3 separate regions of the Homo sapiens genome follow, and regions 1 and 2 are each linked to region 3. A link is an interaction called in ENCODE POLR2A ChIA-PET data of the cell type or tissue named here. Cell type or tissue: HepG2. All regions are shown on one strand. Each heading gives the region's core, and the rest is flanking DNA. Links, peaks and the distances in the headings are about the cores only.

Region 1 (4,000 bases), core at 1-4,000, 230 kb before region 3:
TCAGAGAAACAGAGCAGGGGGCCACAGGGACCATACCTTTTGGCTGTGACTCCCTAATCAAGAGCTTCTTAACTGAGGCCGCAGCATGGTGTGCTTGGAATGGTTTACAGATGTGCAGAGATATTAGTCCCCTTAGCCCAGTAGTTCTCAACTGGAGGGAGTTTTGCTCCCTGGGAGACATTTGGCAATGTTTAGAGACATTTTTAGTTGTCACAACTTGGGGGAGGAAGAATAGGTGGCTGCTGGCATCTCTATAGAGGTCAGGGAGTGCTCCTAAATGTCCTGTAGTGCATTGGATAATCCCCTCAATAAATAATTAACCAGCCCAAAATGTGACTAGTCCTGAAGTTGAGAAACCCTGCTTTATCTCAAGCTGGCTTCCTGATCTGAGTAGCCTCTTCTGTTTATTCCCAGGGTGTTGACGAAATGCAACTGTTTTTGGAGTGTGCCAGGAAGCAGAAAAGGTTGAGAAGCACTCCCAGAGCACTTTCTTTCTTTCTTTCTTTCTTTTTTTGAGACGGAGTTTCGATCTTGTTGCCCAGGCTGGAGTGCAATGGTGTGATCTCGGCTCACTGCAACCTCCGCCTCCCAGGTTCAAGTGATTCTCCTGCTTCAGCTTCCCGAGTAGCTGGGATTACAGGCATGCGCCACCACACCTGGCTAATTTTTTTGTATTTTAAGTAGAGACGGGGTTTTTCCATGTTGGTCAGGCTGGTTTCGAACTCCCAACCTCAGGTGATCTGCCCACCTCAGCCTCCTAAAGTGCTGGGATTACAGGCGTGAGCCACCGTGCCTGGCCTCCCAGAGCACTTTCTGAAGCTCAATAGGATGGATCTTTATAGCTGTCAAGACCCTAACAGTTTTTATAGCATTTTGTGCATTTCTGTAATTTAATCCTCTCTGTAGTCCTGTGATGTATTCCCCTTCTCACAAATGGGGAATTGGTTAACCGAGCTGCAGGGGCTGTTCTAGATGGCACAACAGATGTAGTACTGTGCAGAGTAGGCACTCAATAATTAATACTGAATAAATGGCAGAGCCAAGATTAGAAAAGAAGTCTGACCCTGGAGCTGCACACTGTCAACTGTGTTCCACTGTATTCTACTGCTTCCTTAGCTGAGGCCCAATGACCAACTCCCCTATTGCCTTCTTAGGGTTCTTGATGGTGCTAGACATTCCCCAGGAGCGGGGGCTCAGCTCTCTGGACCGGAAATACCTTGATGGGCTGGATGTGTGCCGCTTCCCCTTGCTGGATGCCCTACGCCCACTGCCACTTGACTGGATGTATCTTGTCTACACCATCATGTTTCTGGGTGAGGGGAACTGTGGGAAATATTGACTGGCCTGCCAGAAACACAGAAATAGAAGCATGCTGGTGAATGGTCAAAGTCTTTGGCACCTTATTTCACTTCTGCTGTGATCAATTTCATGCTGTTGACCTGTGTGTCACTTAAGCTGTGATCCCATAATTCTTTTTAAAATATTAAAATAACATTTAATTTTCATTTAGTTTTATGTGATTATACAATGCTTGATTTTTCTTAATTCCAACCATATCCTGGTCCAGGGAAACTGGGCCTGTGGTGATCTCTTGACCTCTTAATCCTCTCCCTACAAATCCCAGGGGCACTGGGCATGATGCTGGGCCTGTGCTACCGGATAAGCTGTGTGTTATTCCTGCTGCCATACTGGTATGTGTTTCTCCTGGACAAGACATCATGGAACAACCACTCCTATCTGTATGGGTTGTTGGCCTTTCAGCTAACATTCATGGATGCAAACCACTACTGGTATGAGTCAGGGGGGACAAAGGGGAGGGGTTGGCTGGGTCAGGATGGTTATCAGAGATAGGGGCCCAGTGAGGTTCTGGAATTTTTCAGTCATGTTTGCAAAGTATGGTTACAAGGTCACTTTGATCTAGGTGGATTTGGGAGGGGAAAGGGCCAACTAGTTGGAGCGCTTGGGATGACACAAAGCAAAATGGCTCCATCCCACCCCTTCAGTCTTTCCCTATCTCCCCAGGTGCCTTGATTTATTCACCTCTTGTAACCCTCTTAGAGAGAAAAACAGAATACTAAAGCCAGACATGGCTGTTTTCAGATACTTTAAGGGTGGTTATGTAGAAGAGGGAGCAGACTTTCTCTGTGTGAGTCCAGAAGGGCAGAGTTAGAGCCAAAAGTAGAAGTTGCTGTGAGGCAGAGATCATGTCAGGAGAAGAGGGCCCACCAGGGCTGCTCAGCATTGCTGTTCTCGGAGGAGGTAACCCTTCCCCATTTCTGGCTTAGGTGACTGTCTCTAAGGGGAGGTGGAGAAGGGATTTGGAGATAAGGTGGTGGGGCAGTTGACCTTAAGGATTCTTTATATGTTGAGTGAAAAGTAATAAAATAGGTGTCAATAACATGAGTATGGGGAAAAAAACTCAAACATTGAATTCATTAACAGTCATTAAGTTTTATTTATTTTTCTTTTTATTTATTTATTTTTAAATAGAGATGGGGTCTCGCTTTGTTGCCCAGGCTGGTCTTGAACTTCTGGGCTCAAGCAGTCCTCCCACCTCGGCCTCCCAAAGTGCTGGGATTACAGGCATGAGCCACTGTGTCCGGCCTATTTGTTAATACACACATACAAAACCCCTTTGGTAAAACTTGAAACTCATTCAGAATGGCCAGCTCTGATCATAGAGAATTAAGAGGCAGTTTTGATAGAATATCTCTGAAAAGTTCCGTTGTGGGGATATTTGTTGAGATGGCATCTCACTGTGTCGCCCAGGCTAGAGTGCAGTGGCGTGATCATAGCTCACTGCAGCCTCAACCTTCTTGTGTTTAGGTGATCCTTCCATCTCAGCCTCCTGAGTAGCTGGAACAACAGGTGTGTGCCACCACACTCAGCTAATTTTTAAAATTTTTTGTAGAGATGGGATCTCACTATGTTGCTCAGGCTAGTCAGAAGTTCCATTTTTATGACTTTATGCATTTTGAAAAAATCACTTATCATTTATTCAGGGTTTTCCACATCGCAGGCACTATACTAAATATTTAGAGTTTTTCCTCATTAAAACCCTGTAAGGTCGATGGTGCTGTTCACATTTTATGTTTTTTGGAGTCAGGGTCTTGCTCTGTCACTGAGGCCAGAATGCAGTGGTGCAGTCATAGCTCACTGCAACCTCAAACTCCTGGGCTCCAGAGATTCTCTCGCTTTAGCTTCCCAAAATGTTGGTATTATAGGTATGAACTACTGAGCCTGGCCTGTTCACATTTTAAAGATAAAGAAGCTAAGTATTATTGACGAGTGAAGAATTTGCCTAAGGTCAGCTAGCAGTTAAGAAACAGAAGTGAGTCCAGGTGTTCATGACTGCAGAGTCCAGTGCTCTTGACCACAGTGTAAGCTGCCCCTTTCCCAGCTTCTACTTCTTGAAAACTTGCTTTGCTTCTGCTTCCCCAGAGTACATCTGGTGTTAGTAGCCTGGGTCTAATCAGTTCTCTTCCAGAATACAAGCTGTTAGCAGGAACCCTCTTATACTGGATCCTGGCACCCAGGTCTATGAAATGTTAGTTTATGTTGTGTGTTACTCTGCTGTTGAGGGTTTTCATTTTTTTTTAAAGATAATACACCGCATATTTATTTACACATACATAGCTTTTCAAACACTCCATCAAATTCCTCCCCTTTTTCAGTAATTTTCTAGTATTGTAGTCCTTTTTTCCTGATTTGATCCATTAGAACAAACTCAACTGGGAGCTAACAAGAAATACTGAACTTTTTGCTGTTATAACTTAGTAGCAATATTTCTTCTATGACTTGTATAATCATGTTAGAATTTGCTCATATAATTCTAAAAGGTCTCAGAATAACCAGGGAGGATATGGGAGATGTGCCCAGGATAGATAGGATTATCGTGTATAAAAGGAAGGATGGAGATGTAGCTGCATTAAGCAGCTCCCCCCTCAATGTTTACCTCCCTCGGTGTAGGTCTGTGGACGGTCTGCTGAATGCCCATAGG
Region 2 (4,680 bases), core at 238-4,237, 95 kb before region 3:
AGAAAGAAAAAAGGACTCTTCTATATGTATATCATACTTCAAAAAATGTTACCCCCAAAATGGCAATATCCTCTTCACAGATGTCCCCGTCTCCCAGAGCCCAGCCCTCTCCCTTCCACCTTGGCTCTTTATCCTGCACTCAGCCACAGTCTCTTTAGCTGTCTTTCAGCTTGATCCATTCCCCCGCTGCCCAGATTCTGCCCCCAAGAGAGCCCAGGAGGTGACCAAGTACACAGGATACACAGGTGAGGTTGGGTGTGGGGGAGAGTGGTTGCAAACACAGTGTGACATGGCTTCTTTCCACCCTTTCTAATCTCCACCAGGCCCTTCTTATCTGGAGTGTACATTTGCTATTCCTCCTCTGGAACATCCTGGCCCCTTTCCTCCCTCCTCCTGCAGGCCCCAGCTTAGGTGACCCTTCCTCAGCAGTGGAGGTCCCAGACCAGGACAGTCTCCTACCCCGCTCTCTGAGCTCCCACCATAATTAAACCTACAGGTTTATTTCACAGCTAGACTGTAAACTCCCACACTCGACTGCACGCTATGTAAATGGGCAGCCACTGTGTCTGCTAGGTTCACGGCCAAATTCCAAGTGCCGGGCCCACAGTCTGGCACACAGCAGGCTCTCAATCAATATTTGTTGTAGCTGCTATTCAAACCTTACTCATTCTTTACAGGTTGCGCAAAGCCTGCCTCTCTGCAAACATCTTTGGTCTCTCTTCTCTGAAAGGCCCGTGTCTTGCCCATTTCCTGTCCATATGTCTTCGACTACCGGGCCTAGGCTGAGGCACAATCCCCCGAGGTCCCGGCTGTTTATCTGCTGAAAACCTTTTTCCCCAGCGCAGATGGATCACCAAGGACTCCCTCACACTCACTTTCTCTGGTTCTCTGGATACCTCTGGCCGACCTTCCCCACCCCACTGGGTCCTTTCCTCAATTTGCCTTCCTTAGCGGGAGCGGCCGGCGTCTGTTCCTCCCCTACACTCTCCCTCCTCCACCAAATGTAACATGGCCCTGCTTAGGCTTCCTTCTTCAGCACAGAGCCTGGGAGCCAAGCTTCTCCTGTTCCCAGCTGGTCTTCTACCCTCCCCGTTAGGAGAGACTGGACACAGTGGCTCCCCGACGTCTCCAACCCCACCTCCTTCCTTGATGGGCCTGGAGGGCCCTGAGATCACCCTCCCTCCCTTTTACCAACAGAAAAGCCGAGGCCAGAGAAGAATGGATGCTGGCCAAGGCCATATGATGTACACAGAGCCAAAGCCACAGTCCCCTCACCCCGTCCCGGGCCACTGTGGGGACCTAAGCAGTCGTTCCACGGGAGAGGGCGACCCCTGGTGGTGAGGAGGGGCATGGCAGCCTGTCGCTCATTTCCTGGGCCCGGAGGCTGACGGTGGAAGGGGCGTGGCCTGGAGGACCACCGACCCAGGCTTTAGTTATCAGGAAGGTAAATGAAGGCAAGGCCCGCAGAGCGAAAGAACGTGGGAAGTTAGGACAAGTTTTGCTGGGCTTTGCCCTTCCTTAGCCACATTCCCTGTAATGACCTAACAACACTGCTCTGTGACTTTAACTGCACCCTGCTGATTGCTGGTTGGATCTTCAGGGAGCAGGAATGGGCATTCAACAGCTTTTGGCACACTGCATGTCCCAAGGGTCATTACTGACTTGAGGGTCTGGTGCGAAGCCCTGGAATGCAGAAGCTCACATTCTGATAATAAGATTTCTAATAATAAGAGAATGGGCTCAGTCCGGGCACGGTGGCTCATGCCTGTAATCCCGGCACTTTGGGAGGCCAAGGTGGGCTGATCACCTGAGGTCAGGAGTTCGAGACCAGCCTGGCCAACATGGTGAAACCCCGTCTCTACTAAAAATACGAAAATTAGCCAGGCGTGGTAGTGTGCGCCTGTGATCCCATAATCCCAGCTACTGAGGCTGAGGCAGGCTGAGGCAGGAGAACCGCTTAAGCCCGGGAGGCAGAGGTTGCAGTGGACCGAGATTGCGCCACTGCACTCCAGCCTGGGAGACAGAGCGAGACTCTGTCTCAGGAAACAAACAAACAAACAAACAAACAAAACAGAACGGGCTCTTATTAAAGAGTCCAGGGACTGAGTCAATAGCTGTCTCCAAGTTTCTATGGTACCTATCTCTCCTCTCTAGGGGCAAAAGGGCTACTCAACAAAAGGCTGATTGTTTTAACAGAAACACTCAGAAAACCAAACCTTTGAGAACTTCCCAGGCAGAAATAGGCATGCTTAGAGACCACGCGACCAGTTAATATGAACCCCACATCTGCTATCAAGAGAATCTGGGCAATCTACTTTGAATATCCCTTTTGGAGCTGTTTCTAGGTGTTTAGAGATCAAATGAAATATTTCTAGGAAGTAGCTCGCCTCGAACTAACCACACAAGAATGAAATCTCACTGACTTACAAGGTCATGGCTAAACCTTCATTGACTAGGTATTTTCCTCCTTCCTTGATGATCCAGTATGTAGCAGTATATGCCCAGATCAGGAAGTGTAAAAGCTGAAAATGGAGTTGGAGACAGAAAGTCCAATGTGTTGCTGGCCACTGTGGTGTCACTGCTCCCGATACAGGTGTAACCTGAGTCTCCCGCTTGGGAGCCAGAAATCAGCTGAGAAGAGGCCTCTGGAAAGAGGCTGCCCTGGCCCAGAAGGGTGGATGAAGTAGGGCCTCAGCACAGCTCATCCTACCGAGCAGGCCGGACCCTGAGTTCCTGGCTTGCACTGAAGGGTCTGGGTAAGTCCCTTCTGTAGCGCCTCAGAAGCTCCTTGGGCAACCTGGGAAGTTAGGACAAGAGCTCTGACATTTGACCCTGAGGTGTGAGGAGAGTGCTTTGAGAGAGAGGATGCTGAATGCGAGCGCCCTGGTTATTACCTCCTGGCAGCCTCCTAACCTCACCTTGACTCTGCCATGTAAAATTGATGCCTGGGCGCAGGGCGCCGACGATGGTCAGATACCGCGGCCTGCACACCCTGGGACCTACATCCCTGACCTGGAGGACCCAGGCCTTCCCCGGGCTTCACCACGAGTCCTGCCGGCCACACAGGGACCCTAACAGACCTAGTCCAGTCTCAGGGTCTGGGCTGCTCCTCCTTCCAGGAATGGGAGTTTGCTCTAGGCGATGGAGGAAGGGTTCAGGAGGCCACTCTGCCTGCTTAGCAGGCTGTGGGCCCAACCCCCCACCCACCATCTTCATCTCCCACGGCCCCAACCTCGTAGGGAGGGCAGGGCGGGGCTCAGGTTCGCAGAGAAGGAGGGCTCGGACCAGCGACTCCAGGGCAGAGGGGCGCGTGCAGGGGTGGGGAGCTGGGTTTGCGAGGAGAGAAGGCCATCTCTTCCCCAGCAGGGTAGCCCCCACCTAGCTACCGGGATCCCACCCTGGCTGGCGCAATCTTTGCGTCCGGATCAGCACCCAAGGCCCCGCCCAACGGCCCGCTGCCTGCCGGGATTTGTAGTTTGTAGGGGAGGGGCCAAAAGGCGCGCGCGCGCGCGTGTGTGTGTGTGCGTGTGTGACTGTGTGTTTGTGAGACTGTGTGTGTAAGTGTGTCCGGGGGTCTGTTGTGGTGCTCCCGTCCCCGAGGGCCCTCCGGACCTGGGCTCAGCAAAGGCACCACAGGCCGCAGCTTCCGAGACCCCGCCCCGCGGCCCACTGCCTGCTGGGATTTGTAGTTCTTAGGGGTCTAGGGCCCAGGCTGGGGCCGGGTTGGGGCCTTACACGCGTCCTGGCGTGTGGCTCTCCTGCGTCCTCGTTTTTCTCGTGAGCCCTGGATCTGGACAGTGGGCCCGGCGCGAGGCCCTCAACTCCGGCTGGGCTCCCGGTGGCACTTTCTGCCGACCCTGAGATGTACCCGCCACGCCTGCGGGACTGACCTCTAGGTGGGCAAACCGAGGCACAAAGAGGGGCGCGCTCTGGCCGGAGTCGGCCCTCTTGTGAGAATTTGGGCTGGGAGACCCAGCCCAGGCCTGGCAGGCAAGGCTGGGTCAGGCGAGGGTCCTGGGCCCTTTCGGTGTAAGAGTGTGCAAAATAATGAACAGGCCTGCCCAGGACTGGCTCTGCACATTAGCGCTAGTTACCTTACAGGCTTGACTGATCAGATTTTTATTTGGCACCACTACAGAGGGGAGCCCAGGGAGGGAGGAAGTCTCTCGTGACCAAGAAAACCTATGGTCCACCCTGGCCTACAACTCTGCTTTAACGACAAAAATAAACCGAGTTTGGGAGGGGGTGAGGAGGAGGGGTGTTTTGTAAACTGTGAAGTCCAGGTTATGAGTGAGGTGTTATTATCATCAGGATCAGACCTCAAAGCACTGGAGGAAAGGTCTGGGCCTTCAAGAGCCTCACCTCAAAAGGGAGGGTATGGCCGGGCGCAGTGGCTCACGCCTGTAATCCTAGCATTTTGGGAGGCTGAGGCAAGCAGATCACCTGAGGTCAGGGGTTCAAGACCAGCCTGGCCAACATGTCGAAACCCCATCTCTACTAAAAATAGAAAAAATTACCCGGGCGTGGTGGCACGTGCCTGTAATCCCAGCTACTCGGGAGGCTGAGGCAGGAGAATTGCTTGAACTCAGGAGGCGGAGTTTGCAGTGAGCCGAGATGGTGCCACTGCACTCCAGCCTGGGCAACAGAGCCAGACTCTGTCTCAAAAAAAAAAAAAAAAAA
Region 3 (4,680 bases), core at 294-4,293:
GCGGAGGCAAAGACCCAAAAAGACAGCTCCAACAAGTCGGGTGCGGAGGCAAAGACCCAAAAAGGCAGCACTAGCAAGTCGGGTTCGGAGGCGCAGACCACAAAAGACAGCACTAGTAAGTCGCATCCGGAGCTGCAGACTCCAAAAGACAGCACTGGCAAATCGGGTGCGGAGGCGCAGACCCCAGAAGACAGCCCCAACAGGTCGGGTGCGGAGGCAAAGACCCAAAAAGACAGCCCTAGCAAGTCAGGTTCGGAGGCGCAGACCACAAAAGATGTCCCTAATAAGTCGGGTGCGGACGGCCAGACCCCAAAAGACGGCTCCAGCAAGTCGGGTGCGGAGGATCAGACCCCAAAAGACGTCCCTAACAAGTCGGGTGCGGAGAAGCAGACTCCAAAAGACGGCTCTAACAAGTCCGGTGCAGAGGAGCAGGGCCCAATAGACGGGCCCAGCAAGTCGGGTGCGGAGGAGCAGACCTCAAAAGACAGCCCTAACAAGGTGGTTCCAGAGCAGCCTTCCCGGAAAGACCATTCCAAGCCCATCTCCAACCCTTCTGATAACAAGGAGCTCCCCAAGGCTGACACAAACCAGCTTGCTGACAAAGGGAAGCTTTCTCCTCATGCTTTCAAAACCGAATCTGGGGAGGAAACTGACCTCATTTCTCCCCCGCAGGAGGAAGTTAAGTCTTCAGAGCCTACTGAGGATGTGGAGCCCAAAGAGGCTGAAGATGATGATACAGGACCCGAGGAGGGCTCACCGCCCAAAGAAGAGAAAGAAAAGATGTCCGGTTCTGCCTCCAGTGAGAACCGTGAAGGGACACTTTCGGATTCCACGGGTAGCGAGAAGGATGACCTTTATCCGAACGGTTCTGGAAATGGCAGCGCGGAGAGCAGCCACTTCTTTGCATATCTGGTGACTGCAGCCATTCTTGTGGCTGTCCTCTATATCGCTCATCACAACAAGCGGAAGGTAAGTCGACAGCGGCCTTCCGGAGGGGAGTGGGGTTTCCAGCACCCTGGAAGCTTGGGTGTGGGTGGGTATCCCGTCACTAGATGCCCGTGAGCACTGGGGACTTTAAAACAAACTTCAGTTTTTTCCTCAGGCCCTATTAGGCCTCTTTACTCTTGTTTTGTTAATCGTGTTTTCATCCTGTCACCTGTTTACTCTGAGTGTCCTCTGCTACTGCATTAGGAGCCAAGTTAGGACATTATTAGGATCTGACCTGACTTGGAATCTCCTCCCATAACTTTGCACTTAGGTCCTTCACAGCCTCAGAGGACCTGAGTACTTGACAGTTAAAGCACGTACCTTCCATCCTATTTCCCTTCTTGAGACGATATGTCATTTCTAGCTTCCTTTCCCAACATTCTCTCTTCCATCAGCAGTGGCACAAAGAATGGTTTCAATTACTGCGTCTTCGATACCAGGACCAAAGAGCCCAGGGACTTCTGCAATTAATAATAATTAGAAGAAAGCCCAGAAATTGCACAGACACGTACACCTGTTACTTTTTCATCAGGGTTTGGTCTGTTTATTAGCAACCACTCTAATGACAAAATGATTGCATTTCATATTGAGCCCCCAACATTTAGAAGCTAGTTTCTGTAACCTGCTTAAAATTGGAGAGTCCAATTCTGGCCATAAGGCCTATGGCTATAAAGAATAAAGGGGAAGACCTTTAGTAAAAATGTGCATTCCTGGCCCGGTGCAGTGGCTCCTGCCTCTAATCCCAGCACTTTGGGAGGCCGAGGCAGGAGGATCGCTTGAGCCCAGGAGTCCGAGACCAGCCTGGCCAACATAGCAAGACCTCGTCTCTACATATAATAAAAAAATTAGCCAGATGTGGTGGTGGACGTGTGTGGTCCCAGCTACTCAGGAGGCTGAAGTGGGAGGATGGCTTGACTGTGGGAGGTCGAGGCTTCAGTGAGCCATGATCACGCCATTGCACTCCAGCCCGGGTGACAGAGTGAGACCTTGCCTCTAAGAAAAAAAAAAAGTGTATTTCTTATTCTATGTCCAAGTGTCCATTATGCAGGGTAACCTTAGTCATGAAATGAGATTGATAAAGAATGTAGTTGATGTAGCATCGTGGGGTGAAAAAGTACATTTGTAGATAGGAAATTCTGATTATGACTTTTTTTAAAGGAATGTCCTATATCCTAGATATCTCTAGGAAGGAGTTGATAGATCTTTGACTGTGTACCTTTGAATAAATCAAACAGACTTCCTCCCACACGCTAGAGCTCAGACAGCCTTCTATTTGTTATTTCCTATTAAGCAATACAAAGGATTCTGATGTAATTAGGCTCTGTCTTTCTTAAAATGGTTATAGTTTAAATAGACCTCTGTGAGTGTACTGCTCTTTCTACAGTCAGGGTCATTAACAAATATGCTACCAGGTGACTGCCTCTGAGTTCAGAGACTGAACTATGTCATTACAGAGCCACCTGTTAATCATTTTCTTTTTCCTTTCCTCAGATCATTGCTTTTGTCCTGGAAGGAAAAAGATCTAAAGTCACCCGGCGGCCAAAGGCCAGTGACTACCAACGTTTGGACCAGAAGGTAAGGAAGGAGGAGCCAGGTCCATGGGAGGGATAGGAGGGATAGGCAACGTCAGATGGACCCAGTAGTGGGCTTGCATTTGCCATGAAGCAGCAGTGGCTGATTCTGGGGATGCGGTTGCTGTTGCTGTTGCATTCGCCCTTTTTAGACAACAAACTAGAAACATCTAGATACACATATCTGTGACGTTAGAGCTAGCAGAGACCTTGGAATACTCTACAGCAGCTACCTCCCTTCACAGATGAGGAAATAGGCCCACGCAGAAACACTCTTTTTTTTTTTTTTCCGCTAAGTTTCTACTGCAAGTTAGTGGCAAACTCAGGACCTGATAGCAACTCCCTAGTCTCCCAGTCCTGAGCTTTCTGCATTCTGCCAGCGCTCCATAAACTTTAATAGGCATTTGAATCACCTTGGGGAATTTTGATAAAAAGCATTATCTGATTCATTAGATGTGGGGTGGAGCCTATATTTCTACATTCTTTTTTTTTTTTTTGGAGATGGAGTTTTGCTCTTGTTGCCCAGGCTGGAGTACAATGGTGCAATCTCGGCTCACTACAACCTCTGCTGCCTGGGTTCAAGCGATTCTTCTGCCTCAGCCTCCCGAGTAGCTAGGATTACAGGCGCCACCACCACGTCCAGCTAATTTTGTATTTTTAGTAGAGATGGGTTTCTCCATGTTGGTCAGGCTGGTCTCGAACTCCCAACCTCAGGTGATCCGCCCGCCTCGACCTCCCAAAGTGCTGAGATTACAGGCATAAGCCACCGTGCCTGGCCTGTGTCTACATTCTTAGGAAGTTCCCAGGTGAAACCAAATGCCACTGGATCCACACTTTGTGTGGTAAAGTGCTAGACTGTGCTCCCTGGAAACACGAGCCTGGAAGCACATAGGCCTCCAACTCCCCACATCAGCCTGGCTTAAGCACCGTAGGCTGGAGTTCCTGAGTACAGCCAATCCATTCCTCTGTCAGACAGATAAGCCCTCCTTCCACCCCATGGCAGCAGAGCTAAGCAAGGGTCTCTCTAAAGACAACCTGTCTAAGCAGGAAGACTGTACTCTCACTGCGTTGCTACCAGCATGCACCCTTCCTTCTGCTTTCAGCATAGCAACAGCCAGGACATTGGCAAAGAACCATTGGTGGCCCAACTATGAATTGTTCCCAGACTTCCTGCAGGGAACACGATTCTCTTGCACAACTCAATATTAGCTACAGAACGAGCCACTGAGCTCAGAATATCTTTGCTAACTAGTCCAGTAGGCTAGCTTTACAATTTAGCTCTGGACTACTGCCTTTTCAGATAATTGACTTTAAGGGTTTTCCCCCTTTTATGATTTTTGTTTGTTTGTTTTTGAGACGGAGTCTTGCTGTGTCGTCCAGGCTGGAGTGCAGTGGCACAATCTTGGCTCACTGCAACCTCCACCACCCGGGTTCAAGCAGTTCTCCCTCTTCAGCCTCCCGAGTAGGTGGGATTACAGGCGCCCACCACCACGCCCAGCTAATTTTTAGATTTTTAGTAGAGATGGGGTTTCACCCTTTTGGCCAGGCTGGTCTTGAACTGCTGACCTCAAATGATCCACCCACCTCAGCCTCCCAGAGTGCTGGGATTACAGGCGTGAGCCACCACACATGGCTTATGATTTTTAAAAAAATACACATGTGGCTGGGCATAGTGGTTCACGCCTGTAATCCCAACAGTTTGGGAGGCAGATCACCTGAGGTCAGGAGTTCTAGATCAGTCTGGCCAACATGGTGAAATACCATCTCTACTAAAAATACAAAAATTAGCTGGGCATGGTAATCCCAGCTACTACTGAGGAAGCCGAGGTGGGAGAATCGCTTGAACTTCGGAGGCAGAGGTTGCAGTGAGCCAAGATCATGCCACTGCACTCCAGCCTGGGCAACAGAGCAAGACTCCGTCTCAAAAAAGAAGAAAACCACCACCAACAAAAAACACATGTAAATAATTCACAACAGTACAGAACAGTATGAAGCAGAAGCCAGGATTCCTCTCTCTCCATCAAGTGTATATCTTTCTAGTGTTAGGTTTCATTTCAAACTTTAAAAATCATTTTGTGTGCTATTTTAATTAATTGCTGTTTCTGTGGTGGTGGGTCAGTAT

The links. Peaks named below come from ENCODE experiments on the same cell type or tissue, not always from the same donor. Only the 100,000 strongest peaks of a DNase experiment are listed, where the experiment ranks them.
Region 1: POLR2A ChIA-PET joins it to region 3 with 23 read pairs; 23 of 35 experiments call an interaction of 5 or more read pairs at or near these places.
Region 2: POLR2A ChIA-PET joins it to region 3 with 10 read pairs; 19 of 35 experiments call an interaction of 5 or more read pairs at or near these places.

What each region holds. Positions count from the first base shown.
Region 1 is chr2:85,556,230-85,560,229 of GRCh38, reverse strand. GGCX (gamma-glutamyl carboxylase) reads left to right here. Exons shown (of 15, transcript NM_000821.7): 3 at 1,155-1,313; 4 at 1,625-1,790; 5 at 3,970-4,000. Among named protein-coding and RNA genes, the nearest start is that of GGCX, 3.3 kb to the left of the region's middle. In HepG2, for the core only: no CTCF peak of the experiment used is centred there; DNase peaks (open chromatin) are centred at 339 and 1,829; H3K4me3 peaks cover 1,186 bases.
Region 2 is chr2:85,417,483-85,422,162 of GRCh38, reverse strand. It overlaps SH2D6 (SH2 domain containing 6), which reads right to left and starts at 3,449. Exons shown (of 24, transcript NM_001394463.1): 1 at 3,233-3,449; 2 at 2,919-3,134. It also overlaps a transcript of CAPG not described here. RefSeq lists enhancers at 1,451-1,600, 3,829-3,988, 3,467-4,002, 3,999-4,108. In HepG2, for the core only: a CTCF peak has its summit at 1,321 (motif pointing left); DNase peaks (open chromatin) are centred at 642, 1,312, 2,132, 3,572 and 2 weaker places; H3K4me3 peaks cover 3,908 bases.
Region 3 is chr2:85,322,797-85,327,476 of GRCh38, reverse strand. TGOLN2 (trans-golgi network protein 2) reads left to right here. Exons shown (of 4, transcript NM_006464.4): 2 at 1-969; 3 at 2,479-2,562. Among named protein-coding and RNA genes, the nearest start is that of TGOLN2, 2.9 kb to the left of the region's middle. RefSeq lists enhancers at 296-475, 716-885. In HepG2, for the core only: no CTCF peak of the experiment used is centred there; DNase peaks (open chromatin) are centred at 916 and 2,426; H3K4me3 peaks cover 2,572 bases.